Regions from separate parts of the Mus musculus genome. Here all the other regions are linked to region 1. A link is a loop called in an ENCODE intact Hi-C map of the cell type or tissue named here. Cell type or tissue: heart. All regions are shown on one strand.

Region 1 (2,500 bases):
GCTGGCCTTGAACTCCTTCTGTATCCCAGCCGACCTTGGAGTTTTAATCCTCCCACCTCAGCCAAGTAACTGAGATTATAGGCTTGTGCCACCACCAGTTCAGATTTTCTTCACACTCACACACACACACACACATGGGGAGAGAAAGGCAGACACACACAGAGAGAGATTTGTGTATATGTGTGTGCAAGTGGCAGGCACATGCATGCCAGTGTCTGAGAAGAAAGTGCTGACTCCTCTGGAGCTCTGCAGTTACACGTGTTTTCGAACTGAACTCAAGATCTTCTATAAAAACAGCAGGGCACACTTACCCTCTAAGCCTGGGTTATATGTATGTGCAGGCACACACAATTTTTTTTTTTTTTTTTTGTCTGCTTGGGATTCCAACTCAGGTTCTTTCTCTCCAACTGCAGTTGTTCCCCCTGCTCCCTGCACTGCCACCTTGAGACAAGGCCCAGGATGGCCTGGGATTGACAGTGTAGCCCAAGATGGCCTCCAACTTGAAGCAGTCTTCCTGCCTCTTAATTCCAAATGCTGAGATTACAGGAGTGAGCCACCGTGCTTGGGTTCTGGGTTGTTTCTGTCTTCAAAAGAAATAATGACCCGAGGCTTTGGCTGAGGCGTTCGCCTTGCTGCTGCATCCTTACCCTGCTCCCACTCTGGAGGAGAGGGTCTCCAGAGACATTCCAGACCAAAGAAGCCATTTGATCTTCAATTGCCCACATCCTCACTTATCTGATCTGGAGGCTGTCGAAGGAGGACAGCAGGAACTAAGCGCAGCATCCCACACCTTACTAACACAGCCCTGCAGACTTCCGGAAGGGCCAAGGAAGGATACGACGATGCTGTCTCCAGCCCTGTCCTTTCCTCATAGAGATTGCCTCCTCTCATGCGTGCTCCCCAGGAGAAAGGCCCTGTCTCAATGAGCTGCTACCTTCATCTCTGATCTAAGTTAGATCATTCTGAGAAAGGCAGCTAGTACAGAGACAGGAGCAGGAACCAGGCCCCTTTGACCAGCGCTTTGAAGCTCACAGGTGTGAACATGATAACCTATGACTGGTTTCTTACTCTGAGGGAACTGAGGCTGCATGCCTGTCTCTATGGCAACACAAGCCACAGACCCTCTGTTCATATGGACATGCTTTCTGCACACCCTGTGGCTTCCCTTTATATTTTATAATACTACAGTTTAGGAGGTTTTGGAGGCATACTGTGAATGTTAGTCATCTGAGGAGGCCCTCTTGCCAGGGACAAGTGTCTTTTATGTCTGCTGACCTCTGGTGGTGAAATTTTGAACTGTAGGCGCCCTTCCCAGTTGTTAGCCTGTTGGGCAAAGGTTATGCTGGCTGGTACACACTTCTCAGCAATCCAAATTCAAATGTTGAAATTCTGTAAACAGTGGGGAAAAAATTTTTTTTGAGACACAGTCTATGTAGCCCTGGCTGTCCTGGAATTTGCCATGTTGACCAGGCTGGCCTCGAACTCAGAAATCCACCTGCCTCTGCCTCCCGAGTGCTGGGATTAAAGGCATGTGCCACCACGCCCAGCTAAGTTTGCATTTGTTTTAAGGCAACGTGGATAATACAGAGAACAGAACCTTGGCTTTGGGGTCATACCTACCCAGGTTCAAATCTCACTCTGCTTTTCGTTGTTGTTGTTGTTTAAAATTAGAATGACTATTGATATGGCCTAGACGGCCATCAATGGGAGGAGAGGCCCTTGGTCTTGCGAAGATCATATGCCCCAGTACAGGGAAATGCCAGGGCCAGGAAGCAGAAGTCCGTGGGTTGGGGAGCAGGGTGGGAGGAGGGTATAGGGGACTTTGGGGATAACATTTGAAATGTAAATGAAGAAAATATCTAATAAAAAAAATGAATGACAGCTGGGTGGTGGTGGCACGCCTTTAATCCCAGCATTCCGGAGGCAAAGGCAGGCATATTTCTGAGTTCGAGGCCAGCCTGGTCTACAGAGTGAGTTCCAGGACAACCAGGGCTACACAGAGAAACCCTGTCTCAAAAAAAAAAAAAAAAAAAAAAAAGAATAACTCTTAACAGCTCATCTATGCTGAATCTTAGTGAGTAGAAAAATTAGATAATTTAAAATGCATATTTCTGGCTGTTCTCTAAAACATACTAGATGCTTAATAAAAGATATCCTCTCGATGGTGGTAGTTTCCTCAGTGTCAGAAGTGAGTGCATGTATGCGGGCTTTGTACTGTTTGTACAAGAGCTCTCTGTAGACTCTAGGCAGTTCCTGTTACCATGCTGTCTTCTTTCTTTCTTATGGCAAAATATACAACACATTACCAATCTAATCATTTTACTTTAATTTTTTAAAAGATTTTATTTATTTTATGTTAGTACATTGTCATTGTGTTCAGACACACCAGAAGAAGGCATCAGATCACATTATAGATGGTTGTGAGCCAAACATGTGGTTGCTGGGAATTGAACCTCTAGAAGAGCAGTCAGTGCTCTTAACCACTGAGCCATCTCTCCAG
Region 2 (2,500 bases), 61 kb before region 1:
GTCTCAAAAAAACAAAAATTGATTGATTAATTAATTAATTAATTAATTAAAAAGAAGAAAAAAGGAAGGAAACTGTGTCTGTTGAGAGGCAAACTCATAGACACGGGTACGACAGACTCAGCAAAACTCTGACAAGGTACAGAGAGCCAGCAAGCGTCCCTTTCAGGGAAGATGCAATGACACCATCAGTCCATTACAGCAAAAGCCTATAATTCCAGTGCTCATGAGGCTGAGGCAAGACTGAGATACACAATGAAATCCTATCTCAAAAACATCATCCAGGTTTTGGGGCACACACCTTAACCCAGCACCATGGAGGCAGAGGCTGGGCAATCTCCGAGTTTGAATGCATAGTGTGTTTCAGGCCATGAGGTCTCCATTGTGAGACCCTGTGATAAAAAGCAAAATAAAACCCTAACTAGCCGGGTGTGGAGGCACACGCCTTTAATCCCAGCACTTGGGAGGCAGAGGCAGGCAGATTTCTGAGTTCGAGGCCAGCCTGGTCTACAGAGTGAGTTCCAGGACAGCCAGGACTATACAGAGAAACCCTGTCTCAAAAAAAAAAAAAAAAAAAAAAAAAGTGGGGTTATTATTTTTTGTACTGTAGAATCCTAGGCAAGACCAATTCATATAATACGGAAATTTATTGATGAAATAGGGATTGTAGGCTAGAAATTATTAGAAATATTAGAAATATTCTTTGTTTCTGGGTGAGAGAAAGTCTGTATTGTATTCTGCCTTCATGGTGTAGTTCCCAATGGTATCCATTGGTGCTAAGCTTGAAAAACAGCGAAGGAGGGGTAATGTGTGTGTGTGTGGTATGTGTGTGTGTGTAAGAGAGAGAGGGGGGGGAGAGGGAGGGAGAGAGAAGGAGAGGGAGAGAAGGAGAGGGAAAGAAGGAGAGGGAGAGGGAGAGAGATTGATTATGTCAAGATGCACATGTGGAATTCAGGGTTCAATCTCTATTGGGATCTAACTCAGGTCTCCCAAAACCAGAAAAAAAAAATGGTGGCAAATGTGTGTATACACGGAAAAATGTGTGTATACACACAAAGAAATGTTAAAACAAGACAAAAAAAAAAAAAAAAAAAAAAAAAAACTTCCTGCGGTCCAGATCGATCAGCTCAGCGTGTAGGAACACCAGGAATGCCAAAGCATTCTGTGAAGGAGAATCCTAAGGAAGTCCTAGGGAATCGACAATGTTGCTCCTCACCAGCAGGTGGCAGCAGTGAGCTACTGAGACGCTGCCACTGTACACTTCGGCATCCTCTGGGCCTCCAGTCTACTGGGCAGCATAGGGGCACTTTTCTGTAGGAGACAATGACAGAATTATTGGTACTAAAGCAGAGGCTGGAGCTGGGAACCGTTTTTGGTAATGGTTCTAGCCCTTCTCACAGTCTTGGCTGAGAGACTCACTTGACAAAGGTCCAAAGGTATCTTGTTCCCTAGGCCAGAGTCCAAAGTTCCCATGTCCTACCCCACCTGCCTTCCTTACAAAGACATTTCTTGAGGCCCTTATTGTTATGTCAGGAGTTTCCTAGAAGTGTGACAGGGAGCATGTGTAAACTAGCGGAAGACACCTTGGTAAACAACTGCACTTGGCCGTGACTCTGGAAAGCAGTTTGAATACTGAGTAAGTACACCACCTTGGGAATCAGATAACCAGGGAGTTACCTTACTCTCTCGGACTCTTTGTCCTGAAGATGAGGGCATTTCCTTCAGAGATGAACAGCGGGCTGCAGCTCGGTGGTAGAGCCTAACTCACCTAGCATGCGGCAGCACTGGATTTGTTCCTGGTATCACCACGCACGTGTGAACACCCAGCTCAATATTGTAAACTTCCACAATACGGAAGCACTGCGTAGAGATTTGTTTCTTTTGTTTGTTTGTTTGGTTGGTTGGTTTTTTTTTTTTTTTTTTTTTCGAGACAGGGTTTCTCTGTATAGCCCTGGCTGTCCTAGAACTCACTCTGTAGACCCGGCTGCCCTCAAACTCAGAAAATAGAGATTTGAAGAAGCTGGATATAGGAGAACGGAGGCCACGCTTTCAGGCAGAAGCAGACAGATCTCTGTGAGTTTGAGGCCAGCCTTGTCTACGTAGATAGTTCCAAGATAGATGGGTCTGCGTAATAGACCCCGCAGAGAGAGAATGAGAAAGAGACACACACACAAAAAGGAGTGACTAAGATAAGTTGTTTAAAGAACAAAGATAGACACTCCCCTGCCTCACTATCAATGGGGACAAGGACAAGATTAGCTTCCCTGGTTGGAAGTCAGCTTGGTCTGGATTCTCTCCACACATCAGCAGGCATTTATCTATGGAGCATCTCCTTGAGTTTCTTTCCAGAGCTGAACAACTATACAGCTCAGCTGGTAGAATAATGACCTAGCATGTGGAATTCTACCCTGGGTTCCATCCCTAGGACCAATAAGCTTTAGTGAGATGGCACTTTCTTATGATTCCAGCACTCAGAGGGACTCAGGAGGACCAAGAGTTCAAA
Region 3 (2,500 bases), 150 kb before region 1:
TGGCTCACAACCATCCTTAGTGAGATCTGATGCCTCTTCTGAAGTGTCTGAAGACAGCTACAGTGTATTTATATATAATAAATAAATTTCTAAAAAAAAAAAACACAGAATAAAAATACTAAATGGCCTAGAGTGTCATGCTGGGGGTCAGATCTACAGTTATAAAAACATGTCTTATCTCTGTTGGGTGGTGAAGGTGCATGCATTTAACCCCAGCACTCTGGAGGCAAAGTTAGGGAGCTCTTTTGAGTTTGAGGCCAGACAGGTCTACTCCACGAGTTAGTTCCAGAACAGCCAGGGGTATATAGAGAAACATTTTCTTTAAAGATATTTTTTAAAAGGATTATTTATTTATTTTATGTATAAGTATACTGTCAATGTCTTCAGACACACCAGAAGTTGGTGTTGGATCCTACTAAAGATGGTTGTGAGCCACCATGCAGTTGCTGGGGATTGAACTCAGGACCTCTGGAAGAGCAGTCAGTGTTCTTGTTTGTTTGTTTGTTTGTTTTTTCGAGACAGGGTTTCTCTGTATAGTCTTGGCTGTCCTGGAACTCACTTTGTAGACCAGGCTGGCCTCAAACTCAGAAATCTGCCTGTCTTTGCCTCCCAAGTGCTGGGATTAAAGGCGTGAGCCACCACGCCCGGCTAGTCAGTGCTCTTAACTGCTGAGCCATCTCTCCAGCCCTCTATTTAAAAAAAAATTTTAATGTATTTAAGGGGTTGGAGAGATGGCTGAGGGGTTATGATCACTGGCTGCTCTTTCAGAGAACCAGGGCTCAATTTCTAGCACCTACATGGTGGCTAACAACTATCTTTAACTCTAGTTCCAAAGGATCCAACACTCTCACACAGACATTCATGCAGGCAAAATACCAATGTACATAAAAGTAAATAAATATTTTAAAATGTATTTTTAAATTTTTTTAGATTTTTTTTGTATTTTATGTATGAGTAGTCTATCTGTATGTACACCTGCATGCCAGAAGATGGCAGCAGATCCCAGAATAGATGGTTATGAGCCAACATATGGTTACTGGCCATTGAATCTCTGGAAGAGCAGATGATACTCTTAACCATTGAGCCATTTCTCCAGCCCTATTAATAATTTTATTTTTAATGTGTATTGAATATTTTGCCTGAATATATGTATGTGTACCACATGTGTGTCTGGAGCCCATGTAGGTCAACTGAGGTTATCAAATCTCTTGGAGAAGGAGTTACAGGCAGTTGTAAGCTGCCATGTGGGTGATAGGAACTGAATTTAGGTCTTCTGCAAGAGAAGCAAGTGCTCATAACTGCTGAGCCATCTCTCCAGACCCGTCGTTATTTATTATTTTATTATTATATTATTTTTCCCTTTGCCTTAATTTTTATTATTTTTTTAAGACAGGGAATTACTATATACCACAGGCTGACATAGAACTTACTTTGTAAACCAGGCTGGCCTCAAACTCTGAAATCTGTTTGCCTCTGCTCCCCAAGTGCTGGGATTAAGTTTGTGTGTCACCATATCTGTCAGTTAATTAATTGATAAATTAATTGAGATGGAATCTCATTGTATGGGCCTGACTGTCCTAGAACTGGCTTTGTAGTCCAGGCTGGCCTTGAACTCTGTCAGTTTCTGCCTCCTGAGTGAGTGCTGGACCCAGCAATGTTTTAAAGAAAAACTGGATTATACTGGACTGGAGGGAGAGGTTGGTGGTCAAGGACATACACTGCTCTTCCAGAATACCTAAGTTCAATCTCTAGTGTCCATGCACAGAGGTTCGACCACCTGTCTGTCATTCCACTGCCAGCAATGTGGCTTATACACCTGGACACATAACTTAAAAATAAACATATCATATTATTCATTTTTTTGCTGTGTGTGTGTGTCTGTGTATGAGTGTGGTGCTGGAGATTGAACTCCCGGTCTTTTATATGCTCAGCAAGTGCTTGGCCACATCCCAGCCTTGACGTGATTTTTAAAAATAACTTACTTATTTTATGATCATTGGTTGTATTTTACCTGCATATGCATGTATGTGTGTATTGTTAGAGTCCAGGAGTCACCCTACAAACCAGAGGAACATTGATGTCAGTCAGACAGGGATAGTTTATTGAACACATACTCCAAGACTCATCAATCAGGGCCATAGCTCAGACTCGAGAGCTAAAAGCAACAAGGGTGAACTCTATCCAGGGTCAGTTTATATAGGGAAGAAACATAAGGAGCTCATAAGCAGATACAGTGGGGGCTGCAGGGTGGTCGGCCTTCTTCCAAGTTTCTTCAGTCCTTTAGACATAACAGTTTAAGCTGCCCTCTATCTTGCTTTGCCCTGAATGAAGGCTACAGCTGGGGGATTTGCAATCATCATCATCATTATAACATAACTGGGTATGTGGTCAGCTTGATCCTGCTGGGCCAACTTATTCTTCTGTCAAAGAATGGCATGCATGGAACAAAGTAATAAAAGCTATGCTTAGCCGGGCAGGCTTCAACATGTATGAGTGTGTC
Region 4 (2,500 bases), 100 kb before region 1:
AACAAAAGGATGTGGTGAGAAAACAGTAAACAAACAAATGCATTGGGGGAGGGGGGGCTGATGACTGTGAGAACACTTGCTGCCTTTGATCCCAGCACTCACTGCGGGTGCTCACACCCTCTAAGTCCAGCCCAGAGGTCGATGCCCTCTCGCACTTCCATCACCAAGTGCTGTTTCAGAGCCATGGCCTGGGTTCTCCCCTTTCCACCCAGCAGTAACCCCTTTTAGCTGCCATGAGGCCCAGGTCACTGACAGAAACTCAGTCATCTCTGGGCTCCAGTTCACTGTTAATGGCTCCACTCTCCTTGTAGCCTGCTCCTCAGACCTCTTCAAATGCACATTAGATTGTCCATATGGCACATTGCCCAACCTTTGACTTTGTTATTGTATTTATCTATAAATATGTATTTTATAACACGTTATATATTATATAAAATATGGCACTGAATACATGTTATATAAAAGTATAATATGTAATATATTAAGTGTATTTTAAATATATTTTATATGTTAAACATTTTATATTAGCTGGGCATGGTGGCACACGCCTTTAATCCTAGCACTCGAGAGGCAGAGGCAGGCGGATTTCTGAGTTGAGGCCAGCCTGGTCTACAAAGTGAGTTCCAGGACAGCCAGGGCTATACAGAGAAACCCTGTCTCAAAAAAACCAAAAAAAAAAAAAAATTAAAAAAATTATATTAAATAGATCATATATATATATATATATGTGTATGTATATGTATTATAAAAGTTCTATCTTAGGAAACCACAGTGGACATATAGAACCACTCCCAAACGCTGCTCTCTGGGCTGTAAGTTGCACTCTGGCATCTCTGGATTCAAGCTCAGCCTGATCTACAGAGCGAGTTCCAGGACAGCCAGGCTACACAGAGAACCCTGTCTCAAAAACACAAAACAACAAAAAGTTGTCTATGACCACCACATGAGTGCACACATAGATTAAAAAAAAATTAAACGCCGGGCGGTGGTGGAGCACGCCTTTAATGGCAGCACGCCTTTAATGACAGCCATGACTATACAGAGAAACCCTGTCTCGAAAAAAAAAAAATTAAAAAAATTAAAAATTTGGAGAGATGCACTTAAGAGTCTGTACCATTTTTCCTAAGAACCAAAGTTTGATTCCCAGTACATATGTCTGGCAGCTTATAAATGTCTGTATCTCCAGTTCCACTAGTTTCTGTGGGCAGTTACACTCATGTGCACACACACACACATATGTAATTAAAAATACATCTTTTACTGATTTATATGTTTGGTTGCTTTGCATGCATGCTTGTCAGTGCCCATGTGTATGCAGTGCCCATGATGGACAGAAGGGGGCATCACGTTTCCTGAACCTCTTATCCCCAGCACCAACTCCAAGTCCCTCAGATATAAACATTTTAAAGGGCAGCCTGTCTTTTGTAGCATCACTGCTACAAGAATTGTTACTCTTCCATCAAACTTTGCTGGCTTCTCCCTAAAAGAAATTCTAATTTCCTAGGAAAGGGGCTGGAGATATGGCTATGTGGATAAGAGCACTGGCTGCTCTTCCAGAGGATACAGGTTGGTTTGATTCCCAGCTCCCACATGGTGGTTCACAACCATCTGCAACTCCAGCCCCAGGGTACATCACCTTCTTCTGGCTTCCCTAGGCACTGCATGCACATGGTATGCAGACATACACCTATACACATACATTTTTAAGAAGTAAAATAAACCTCACTATAAAAAATTTCCCAAAAGAAGCAGGGTGTGCAGTACACTCCTTTCACTTGAGAGGGAGAGGCAGGAGGGTCAAGAGTTAAAAGCCAGCCTTATCTATATGTAAGTTGGTGGTCAGAGTTGCCTAATTAAACCCTGCCTCAAAAACAACCAAAGACACATGACTCAGTATTACCAGTGCCAATGTTTTGTGCCATTCTGTACAATTAAAAAGACTTTTTTTCCCTAAATAACTATAACTCAAGACAGAACATTATGGGCGTGGTGGTGCATGCCTTTAATCCCAGCACTTGGGAGGCAGAGACAGGCAGATTTCTGAGTTCGAGGCCAGCCTGGTCTACAAAGTGAATTCCAGGACAGCCAGGGCTACACAGAGAAACCCTGTCTCGAAAAAACAAAACAAAACAAGACAAACAAAAACAAACAAAAAAAGACAGAACATTAATTAAAAAACAAAACAAAACAAAAAACAAAATCAAGCCAAGCATGAAGGGAACTACTGGTGAGATCCAAGTAATTTCTGAGCATAGTCAACAGTAAGGGACAGCAAGACGGTGGTGGCTCAACCCATTAGGGAACAGGGGCAGGCAGAGCTATGTGAGTTCAAGGCCAGCTGCCTGGTCCACAGAGTGAGCTCCAGAACAGCCAGGTCTACACAGAAAAACCCTGTTTCCCCACCCCACCCCCAAAAATAAATAAGCAAAAAAAAAAAAAAAAAAGAATGGGCAGACATCAGCTTCTCAGTTCTGAAAGTCTGACATGGTGACACAGACAC

Evidence for each region. Hi-C counts contacts between places; a loop is a spot of excess contacts. Peaks named below come from ENCODE experiments on the same cell type or tissue, not always from the same donor. Only the 100,000 strongest peaks of a DNase experiment are listed, where the experiment ranks them.
Region 2: a loop joins it to region 1, with 5 times the contacts of the local background. A loop is called at or near these places in 26 of 42 quality-filtered maps.
Region 3: a loop joins it to region 1, with 3 times the contacts of the local background. A loop is called at or near these places in 3 of 42 quality-filtered maps.
Region 4: a loop joins it to region 1, with 2.2 times the contacts of the local background. A loop is called at or near these places in 4 of 42 quality-filtered maps.

What each region holds. Positions count from the first base shown.
Region 1 is chr15:102,441,409-102,443,908 of GRCm38, forward strand. No RefSeq gene overlaps it. Among named protein-coding and RNA genes, the nearest start is that of Amhr2, 2.7 kb to the right of the region's middle. In heart, a CTCF peak has its summit at 1,295 (motif pointing left); a DNase peak (open chromatin) is centred at 1,283; H3K27ac peaks cover 223 bases.
Region 2 is chr15:102,380,531-102,383,030 of GRCm38, forward strand. No RefSeq gene overlaps it. Among named protein-coding and RNA genes, the nearest start is that of Sp7, 15 kb to the left of the region's middle. In heart, a CTCF peak has its summit at 1,226 (motif pointing right); a DNase peak (open chromatin) is centred at 1,261.
Region 3 is chr15:102,286,594-102,289,093 of GRCm38, forward strand. No RefSeq gene overlaps it. Among named protein-coding and RNA genes, the nearest start is that of Mfsd5, 8.4 kb to the left of the region's middle. In heart, a CTCF peak has its summit at 986 (motif pointing right); no DNase peak of the experiment used is centred here.
Region 4 is chr15:102,340,464-102,342,963 of GRCm38, forward strand. The region is part of intron 7 of Aaas (achalasia, adrenocortical insufficiency, alacrimia); the gene reads right to left. Among named protein-coding and RNA genes, the nearest start is that of Aaas, 9.0 kb to the right of the region's middle. In heart, a CTCF peak has its summit at 1,324 (motif pointing right); no DNase peak of the experiment used is centred here.